2 separate regions of the Homo sapiens genome follow, and region 1 is linked to region 2. Evidence: chromatin loops called from intact Hi-C (ENCODE). Cell type or tissue: heart left ventricle. All regions are shown on one strand. Each heading gives the region's core, and the rest is flanking DNA. Links, peaks and the distances in the headings are about the cores only. Region 1 holds the start of LOC105372309 (a long non-coding RNA gene). Region 2 overlaps LOC105372310 (a long non-coding RNA gene).

Evidence for each region. Hi-C counts contacts between places; a loop is a spot of excess contacts. Peaks named below come from ENCODE experiments on the same cell type or tissue, not always from the same donor. Only the 100,000 strongest peaks of a DNase experiment are listed, where the experiment ranks them.
Region 1: a loop joins it to region 2, with 2.0 times the contacts of the local background. A loop is called at or near these places in 2 of 110 quality-filtered maps.

What each region holds. Positions count from the first base shown.
Region 1 is chr19:20,050,313-20,054,700 of GRCh38, forward strand. LOC105372309 (a long non-coding RNA gene) reads right to left here and starts at 2,481. Exons shown (of 3, transcript XR_936387.2): 1 at 2,251-2,481. RefSeq lists enhancers at 1,037-1,764, 1,765-2,491. In heart left ventricle, for the core only: a CTCF peak has its summit at 1,944; a DNase peak (open chromatin) is centred at 1,979; H3K4me3 peaks cover 1,704 bases; H3K27ac peaks cover 759 bases.
Region 2 is chr19:20,236,014-20,240,401 of GRCh38, forward strand. It overlaps LOC105372310 (a long non-coding RNA gene), which reads right to left. Exons shown (of 7, transcript XR_007067164.1): 3 at 2,969-3,777; 4 at 2,275-2,537. Among named protein-coding and RNA genes, the nearest start is that of ZNF486, 71 kb to the left of the region's middle. RefSeq lists enhancers at 1,672-2,182, 2,694-3,212. In heart left ventricle, for the core only: no CTCF peak of the experiment used is centred there; DNase peaks (open chromatin) are centred at 2,068 and 2,488; H3K4me3 peaks cover 1,631 bases; H3K27ac peaks cover 1,395 bases.

The DNA of each region.
Region 1 (4,388 bases), core at 198-4,197, 190 kb before region 2:
CTCTAATTTACGCACATATTGACTAATACAGATTCATCTCTAAGTGGTAGGAAATGGGAAGGAGGAGCCCCAGTTCTCAGAAAGAGAAGCCCCAGTTCACAGAAGGAGAAAATGTAATCAATGCTGCCTAGCTTCCAGCTTCAGCTTACCTATGGGGGACTGAGTCTCTTCTGAAAAAAGCAGCTGTTCTCCATAGTATTAGCCTGTTCTCATGCTACTAATAAAAAGACATACCCAAGACTGGGTAATTTATAAAGGAAGGAAGTTTAATTGACTCACAGTTCTACATGGCTGGAGGTGGGCGGTCGGTTCAAAATCATGGAGGAAGGCAAGGAGAGGCAAAGTCACATCTTACACTGTGGCAGGCAAGAGAGCATGTGCAGGCCAACTGCCCTCTATAAAACCATCAGATCTCGTGACATATATTCACTACCACAAGAACAGCTTGGGAAAGACACACACCCGTGATTCGATTACCTCCCTCCAGGTCCCTCTCATATCACACGGGAATTATGGGAGCTAGAATTCAAGATGAGATTTGGGTGGGGACACAGCCAAACCATATCATCCATCATTTGAAGGAACTGTGGTCTCAGGAAGCTAGGCATTGAGTGTGCACGCTGCCCCCTAGAATTCCACACCTACATCACAGAGACAGAATAGTCTCAAAGGATTCTTAAGGGTAATATGGGCAGCCAAAAGGAGGAGATGAATTCACAGCCTCTGCCTTACCTTCTGGTCTAACAAATACTACTCCTATCCTGGCCCAAAAGGATTCCCATACTCTTTTCTGGGTTGCACAAGGAGTAATTCAGAAAGACAAAAACTTATTAATGCCCCTTCATTCTCCATAACTTCTGAGGTAAGTTGTTCATTCCCTGGGTTTTAGGTTGTTGTTCTCTCTCTACCTCCACAGAACCAGTGTGTCCCATTCCATTACCTATAATTTCACCCATATTCTTCTTACCTCCTACTTTCTCCTAGACATTTTATCCAGTAGAGCCAGGTGAAATACAGACAAGTATATTTACACAAAACTTAACCAGAACTAAGTTGGAGTCCCATAAGCCCTATTGGGCTGCGATGGCACTCAGGCTGGCCTAAGGTTGTGGTTATGGAAAAGAATGCCACATTTTGCCCAGGAATGATCAATGTGGAATCTCAAATTTGGGAAATAGATCCTTAGAGCCCCCAACCGTTTCATCCTTCTCTTGGAGGCAATCAGGAAGAGATAATCCCCTTTTGGAGGAAACCATGTCTAATCAACAAATTACCTAACCAACATGTGTGGAAAAGGAGGTAAAATCAGACAGTTGACCCATTTTAGTAGATTTGGTAATAAATGCCACAAAGTCAGAGTTCAAGTGGTCTCAAAAGCCTAAAAGGCGACACAGATTAGTTTCAAGGAACACATGGTGTCACTGAGTGTTCCAACTTCCCAGAGGGTGAGTACCATGGCAACTTTGAGCAGGCTGGGAAACGATCCCAGACCCTTGAGGGTCTGTGAGAAATCAAACTTTCGGCACTTTGGAAGTCAGGAAACCAGCACGTTGGGGGAGGCGGGATCACAGTTACTTGCTGAGACAAGCTGCCCTGGCTACGTTCACTCCCGTCAGGTAGGAGAGGTTAAAGAACAGGAAGGCTCCCCCTCCGCAGGGCGGAACTGCTCTGAAGGCATGGAGGAGCGACGCTGAAGGTGGAGGCTTCGCCCACCATGCCGGGAGCTAAAATTTCTTAACCAATGCCGGCCAGCGATGGCAGGGCTGCGGGACTACAATCCCAGCGCGCACAGGGATCAGGGACTGTGCGCATCACTGGAAGAAGCGGCAGAACGGCGCGCGCCTCGCTGAGCTTTCTGGGAGATGTAGTCTCATGGCAACTCCCAGCCTTTTGGCCACAAGGCTACGGGACCTACAATCCCAGCCTGTACCAGGATCGGGAGCAGTTCGCAGCACTAGAGGAAGGGGCAGGGCGGTGCGCGCCGCGCCTGATATGCTGGGAGCTGTAGTCTCTTCACGGTTTTTAGCCAATGAGTAGGTAGCTTCAGAACTACAATCCCAGTATGCATGGGGGCGGTGCGTAGTCCTGGAGGTAGGGGCTGAGAGGTGTGGACTTACCGGTGTCCAAAGCATTGCTAGCAGCCAATTCCATGCCGCCCCGTTGCCAGGGAGAGTGAATACAGCTAGGGACGTGAAGGGTAGGTCTGGGCTGGGCATTGAGGAGGGTATTAGGCTAGGAAGTATACCTCACCTTTGTCCAAATCGGGTGGTTCGGCCTCCTCTCATTGGCCCTATGCAGCTGGGTTGCCTCTCTCACCCGCACCCAAGGGTCTTTCCAGAGTGTTGCGTCATTTCCAGCCCAGGGAGCTGCCTTCTTTCCTAAACTGCAATGGAAACTGTCCTGATGTCTGAGACAATGTCCGTTGTGCCGCAGCCCTCTGCCTTCTCTAGCCAGAGCGCGAGCTCAGCTGCTTTTGAGAGAAATCAGCCACCTGGCCCACCTGTGCACAACTTCAGAGCTTTGTAGGGGGTGACAAGGACTGTGTCTTCAGGGAAATGTCACGGGCATTAGCGCCTTTTTCGCAAATGTGAAAGTTGAGAAATCAAGAAGGTTAATTATTGGGTTGCCCAAGATCTGCTAAGAGCAAAGGAGAAAACTCCGTTTCCCAGGCATGTGTCTTGTGAGCCATTTTTAAATCAACCCTCTTAAGTGGACAAGCTCCAGAACACAACATGAAGCTGATGATGACTTAGGCAATTTATGCTTGAACTCATTGGCCTCATCTCAAGTCAGTGTCTCAGAGACACAGGTGGGACCTGATCCCCAAGGAACAGATAGCATTCCAGATTCATGGGAGCAACTTTTGAGATGTGGAGCACCCGGGGGGTCATTTGAAACCCATCAGGTTGCCGGGCGCGGTGGCTCACGCCTGTAATCCCAGCACTTTGGGAGGCCGAGGTGGGTGGATCACCTGAGGTAGGGAGTTCGAGACCAAACTGACCAACATGGAGAAACCCCATCTCTATTAAAAATACAAAATTAGTCGGGCATGGTGGCGCATGCCTGTAATCATAGCTACTCGGAAGGCTGAGGTAGGAGAATCACTTGAATCTGGGAGGCAGAGGTTGCGGTGAGTCGAGATAGCGCCACTGCACTCCAGCATGGGCAACAAGAGGAAAACTCCACCTCAAAAAAAAAAAAAAAAAAAAAAAAAGGTGTGTGTAATCTTCAGTTTTCAAGATGATTACAAAGATAATATTTATAGAAAGTATGCAAAATAAAATACAATCAAAGCATGCCAATAGAAAGTTAAATAAAAATTAAGAAAGTAAAACAGGCTGGGTGTGGTGGCTCACACCTGTAATCCCAGCACTTTGGGAGGCTGAGGCGGGTGGATCACAAGGTCAAGAGATGGAGACCATCCTGGCTAACATGGTGAAACCCTGTCTCTACTAAAAATACAAAAATTAGCTGGGCTTAGTGGCACGTGCCTGTAGTCCTAGCTACTCGGGAGGCTGAGGCAGGAGAATCACTTGAACCCGGGAGGCAGAGATTGCAGTGAGCCGAGATCACGCCACTGCACTCCAGCCTGGTGACAGAGCAAGACTCCGTCTCAAAAAAAAAAAAAAAGAAACCAAGTAAAACAGAAAATGAGAAAAATATAACTACTAGAAACACATAAAACAATAACAATATAACTAGTAATAACTTCATTTCCTTAATAAATTATTTTAAATATAAATTAAGTAAACTACTTAATAAAATGAAATGTAGTCTTAGGACTTTGGAAGGCCAAGATGGGCTGATCACTTGACCTGAGGAGTTCACCACCAGCTTGGGCAACATGGGAAAACTCTGTCTCTACAAAAAAATACAAAAAAGCTAGCTGGGTGCGATGGCAAATACTTGTAAATCAGCTACTTGAGAGGCTGAAATGAGAGGATCATCTGAGTTTGGGAGGTTCTGGCAGCAGTGAGCCCTGCAAATCAGCCTGGTTGACCGAATGAGACCCTATTGAAATACAAATGAGGCCTGGCGCGTTGGCTCATGCCTGTAATCCCAGCACTTTGAGAGGCTGAGGCAGGCAGATCACGAGGTCAGGAGTTCGAGACCAGCCTGGCCAATATGGTGAAACCCCCATCTCGACTAAAAACACAAAAATCAGCCAGGCATTGTGGCACGTGCCTATAGTCCCAGGGACTTGGGAGGATGTGGCAGAAGAATCGCTTGAACCCGGGAGGCAGAGGTTGCAGTGAGCTGAGATTGTACCACTGCACTCCAGCTTGGGTGACAGAGTGAGATTCCATCTCCAAAAAAAAAAAAAAAACCTACACTGAAAAAACACACTAATATGAAACTTCAAAACAATAATAAGAGAAATGTTTACT
Region 2 (4,388 bases), core at 92-4,091:
CCCAAGGCTGTCACCTGCTCTTTTGAGAGGCTACACTGTATACTTCAGGTGGTCCTATGGGAGAAAATGACCCAAGAGCTAATAGTCACTAGACACTCTACCAGACATAGCCATGGTGGGTATCTTGGTTTATTCCCAGAAAGTACTAAAACTCAGGCCCAGAAAAAAAACTGAAGGATAGCTGAGGACACATCACCCTACAAAGTTTACAAAGGGTAATCTTGACCCAAAAACATTTTGGTAAGTTCTCTGGAAAAATAAAAGAAAAAGAGGAGCCGGGCGCGGTGGCTCACGCCTAACCCCAGCACTTTGGAAGGCCAAGGCGAGTGGATCACGAGGTCAAGAGATTGAGACCATCCTGGCCCACATGGTGAAACCCCGTCTCTGCTTAAAATACAAAAATTTAGCTGGGCGTGGTGGCGCGCGCCTGTAGTCCCAGCTACTGGAAAGGCTGAGGCAGGAGGATCGCTGGAACCCAGGAGACGGAGGTTGCAGTAAATCGAGATCGCGCGACTGCACTCCAGCCTGGCAATAGAGCCAGATTCCATCTCAAAAAACAAAAACAACAAAAGAAATGCAGGCACAGATATTTTTTACAATACAGTGTCAGGGGATTATTCTTTGCTTTCTTCTGGGAAATATTTACAAAGAGAAAACAAGTCTTTTCAATAGTGTTATGCAATGCTTTAAAAAAAATGATTAATTGAGGAACGTGGGGTACATTTCAGGCCCTGCTTAGGACACATGTGAAAAATGCTAGGGAAAAATCAGTCCCCTGTGGGGTGTGGAAATAATTAAGTGGCAGGCAATTAGACTGAGGATGCTCTAGTCCTCGGATTCCTCCTTCTAAAATAAAAATCTAAACTCAAGTGCAGTTTTTGCTAAATTACTACATTCGGGAAACAAAATTCAGGCTTAAAAAACCATAAACTGCCAATTAAGCTCTGATTACATAACCAGGAAATTTCCACCTTAATTGTACAAAGAAACTACATAACTATACGTATTGAATTATTGAATATGGTTTTCTTCATCATGCACCTTATCAATGTTTCCTTCAAGCCCCTCCCATGGACCGCAAACTACAAACTATAGCTGGGTGCTCTTGAATGACTGATTAAATTATTTGATATTTTTGCGGTGACTCCCATAATTTATGTATTTATTTATTTTTTTAGACAAAGTCTTAGGCCGGGCGCGGTGGTTCACGCCTGTAATCCCAGCACTTTGGGAGGCCAAGGCGGGCGGATCACGAGGTCAGGAGATGGAGACCATCCTGGTTAACACAGTGAAACCCCGTCTCTACTAAAAATACAAAAAATTAGCCAGGCAAGGTGGCGGGCGCCTGTAGTCCCAGCTACTCGGGAAGCTGAGGCAGGAGAATGGCGTGAACCCCAGGGGGCGGAGCCTGCAGTGGGCCGAGATCGCGCCACTGTACTCCAGCCTGGGCGACAGCGAGACTCCGTCTCAAAAAAAAAAAAAAAAAAAAAAAGGACAAAGTCTTGCTCTGTCACCCAGGCTGGAATGCAGTGGTGTGATATCAGCTCACTGCAGCCTCCGCCTCCTGGGTTCAAGCGATTCTCTCTCCTCTGCCTCCCGAGTAGCTGGGACTAGAGACATTCGCCATCACACTCAGCTAATTTTTCTATTTTCTTTGTAGAGATGGGGTTTCCCCATTTTGCCCAGGCTGGTCTTCAACTCCTGACCTCAAGTGATCAGCCCTTCTCAGCCTCCCAAAGTGTTGGGATTACTGGCATTTCGTACCTGGCACCATACTTTTTTTTTTTCTTTGAGACGGAGTCTCCCTCTGTCGCCCAGGCTGGAGTGGTGGTGCAATCTCGGCTCAATGCAAGCTCCACCTCCCGGATTCCACACATTTTTAATAACAGAAAAGAGAAACTGTGAACCCCACGGACCAAAGCTCTTCCCATTCATGAACCCACATCCCGAGTCAGGATTCTCCCCTGACGACCCTCCCATGGTCCCTGCAAAATCTGGGAGAAACGCGGCGCTGCCGCTGCAGAGCTGCCTAGAAAGGGCTCCAGGCCATGGCACAGTCACTGCGAGAGGAAGAGACAGGAGGCCTGGCGGCCCGGCTGTCAGCGCAGTCGCCATCTTAAGGCTGAAGGGGGCTGAGGCCAACCTGGGCAAGGAGAACTTGGGGCGCACATTGTGGAGCTGACTGCGAAGAGGCCTGAGTCCCGCCACAGTCACTTCCCACCAGTTCCACCCTGCCCCTCTTCCTGTCTCGGGATGTCGGCCGGGCACTCTCACCATTTCTATGCTTCCAGGGTGTCCTGGGGTTTTAGCTGTGGATCTCCCAATACCTGCAGGTCACAGGGCCACAGAGGCTGGGCCTCCAGGAGAATAGGACACAGACCAGTGAAGACGAGACCTGAAACGCCGGCTGCAGCTAGAGACAAAGGCCGCGCCAAAAGCGGAAAGCCGTCCTCGTCGCTCCAGCTGCGTGCCTGATTGGACGGTTTCCAGCCCAGCGTCTCTGATTGGATAATGCTTTAGGTCCCGCCCCTCAGGCCCTGAGTGACAGAAGATGTGATCAGATGCTGGGCTAAGTGAAGAGAGACAGCCTAAGCTGCAGCCTTTACAGGCAGGGCTTCCTTCCTGAGCTGACCCAGGCCCCCCCCAGAGCATGAGAAAATTCTCTTTTGTACTCACTCTCCTTTTGAATGTATTCAAAAGGTGAACAGAAGTATTTTGCTGGCATATTAATAATACATAAAATTTTTGTTCAAGAGAAAATCAACGTTTACTTTGTTAGTAGTGTATTATCAATACTAAAGCTAATGTTTTTTTTTTTTTTTTTGAGACGGAGTCTCGCTTTGTCACCCAGGCTGGAGTGCAGTGGCGGGGTCTCGCTCACCCGATTTTCCTGCCTCAGCCTCCTGAGTAGCTGGGATTACAGCTACTATTGTTGAAAAACAATAGACAATCACAAAAACAAGCTGACCTTTTTGTGTTCCTTAAGCCCTGTCCTGAAGAGCCCTGTGACTGGGCTTTATGCCAAACAACTCGTTACTAAAGAGCTGTGGTCCCAGACTGCACCGAAGCTTCATGAGACCTCTCCTCGTCTGTGCACGGACGAGTGGCCAACTCTGGAGCCCAGGCTGTTGCTTCCCTGTCTGGTGGTGAATCCTCCACAGTCTGATGAGGGTGGTGTCTGACTCTGGAGCTCAGGCTGTTGCTTCTTGGTCTGGTGGTGAGTCCTTCATAGTCTGGTGAGTGCGGGTGTCCCACTCTGGAACCCATGCTGTTGCTTCCTGGCCTGGTGGAGAATCTTCCAGCCTGGAGAGTGCGGTGTCTGACTCTGGAGCCCAAGGCTGGAAACTTGGGGACGTCCCAAATCCCGGAATGGAAACTCCCCCAGTTCTCCCCCTTGGCGTGCCCTATCTGGTGAGTTTCGGGGGAACTCATGACCCAAGTCATAATAGGAATTTCAAGCCTCATAAAGACATCATGGTTGAAGCAGAGGTGTTTCGTTTCCAGCAAAGCCCAATAGCAAGCTAACAATTGCTCCTCGAAAGGGTTATAAGCTTTGCTGGCCTCTGGCAGTTTCTGGGTCCAAAACCAGAAATGTACCTCTTCCCATCTTGTTTCTGCCTAAGGCTCCAATTAGCATGTTGATCTAGGACAGTTACTTGCAGTTCTACGGGACCATCCCAAATGGGTCATAGATCCAGGGCCAGTTGCACTGCTTGTTTATCTTGTTCGGAAGCCATGATCTCTTTCTCTCCCCAAAGTCATAGCGTTTTCTGGTGGCTGCATGCAGAGGTTGTAACATGTTACCCAAGTGGGGAATATGATGTCTCCAGAATCCAAACAAGCCAATAAATTTCTGAGCCTCATTTTTAGTGGTAGGGGTTGCAAATTCTAGTATTTTAGGCTTAGCCTTTGGTAAAATGAATTATTTCCCTGCATTTCATAGGATGCAACCAGCCCCTATCTTGACACATTATCTTATAAGCAGTAAGGAAACACCATCCACTCTGGGAGATCCCCTCAGCGTCTCCTTTGCTGACTGGAATTCCCTGCAGCACTTCACGCACAAAGGTCTAAATTGCACTAATTTAGATTCCCAATTCTTACAAAGTCCGGTTCCCCTTGACCATTCAATTGCCAAGGGAGAGAACTGGGGGAGTTTCCATCCGGGGATATGGGAAGTCCTCGAGCCTCCCGCCCTGCCCTTGTTGCTAAAAAGTGGCACACTTTTGTTTTTGAATCCTGTTTGTGACACCAAAAGTGTTCTGTGCGGGAAACGCACGAGGGGGAGAAGGAAAGACACACACACAATACCTTTAAGGGTAAACAAGCTTCATTCCACGTAAATAGCAATGCAGATATAATAAGCAAATTATGTAATAAGCAAATCA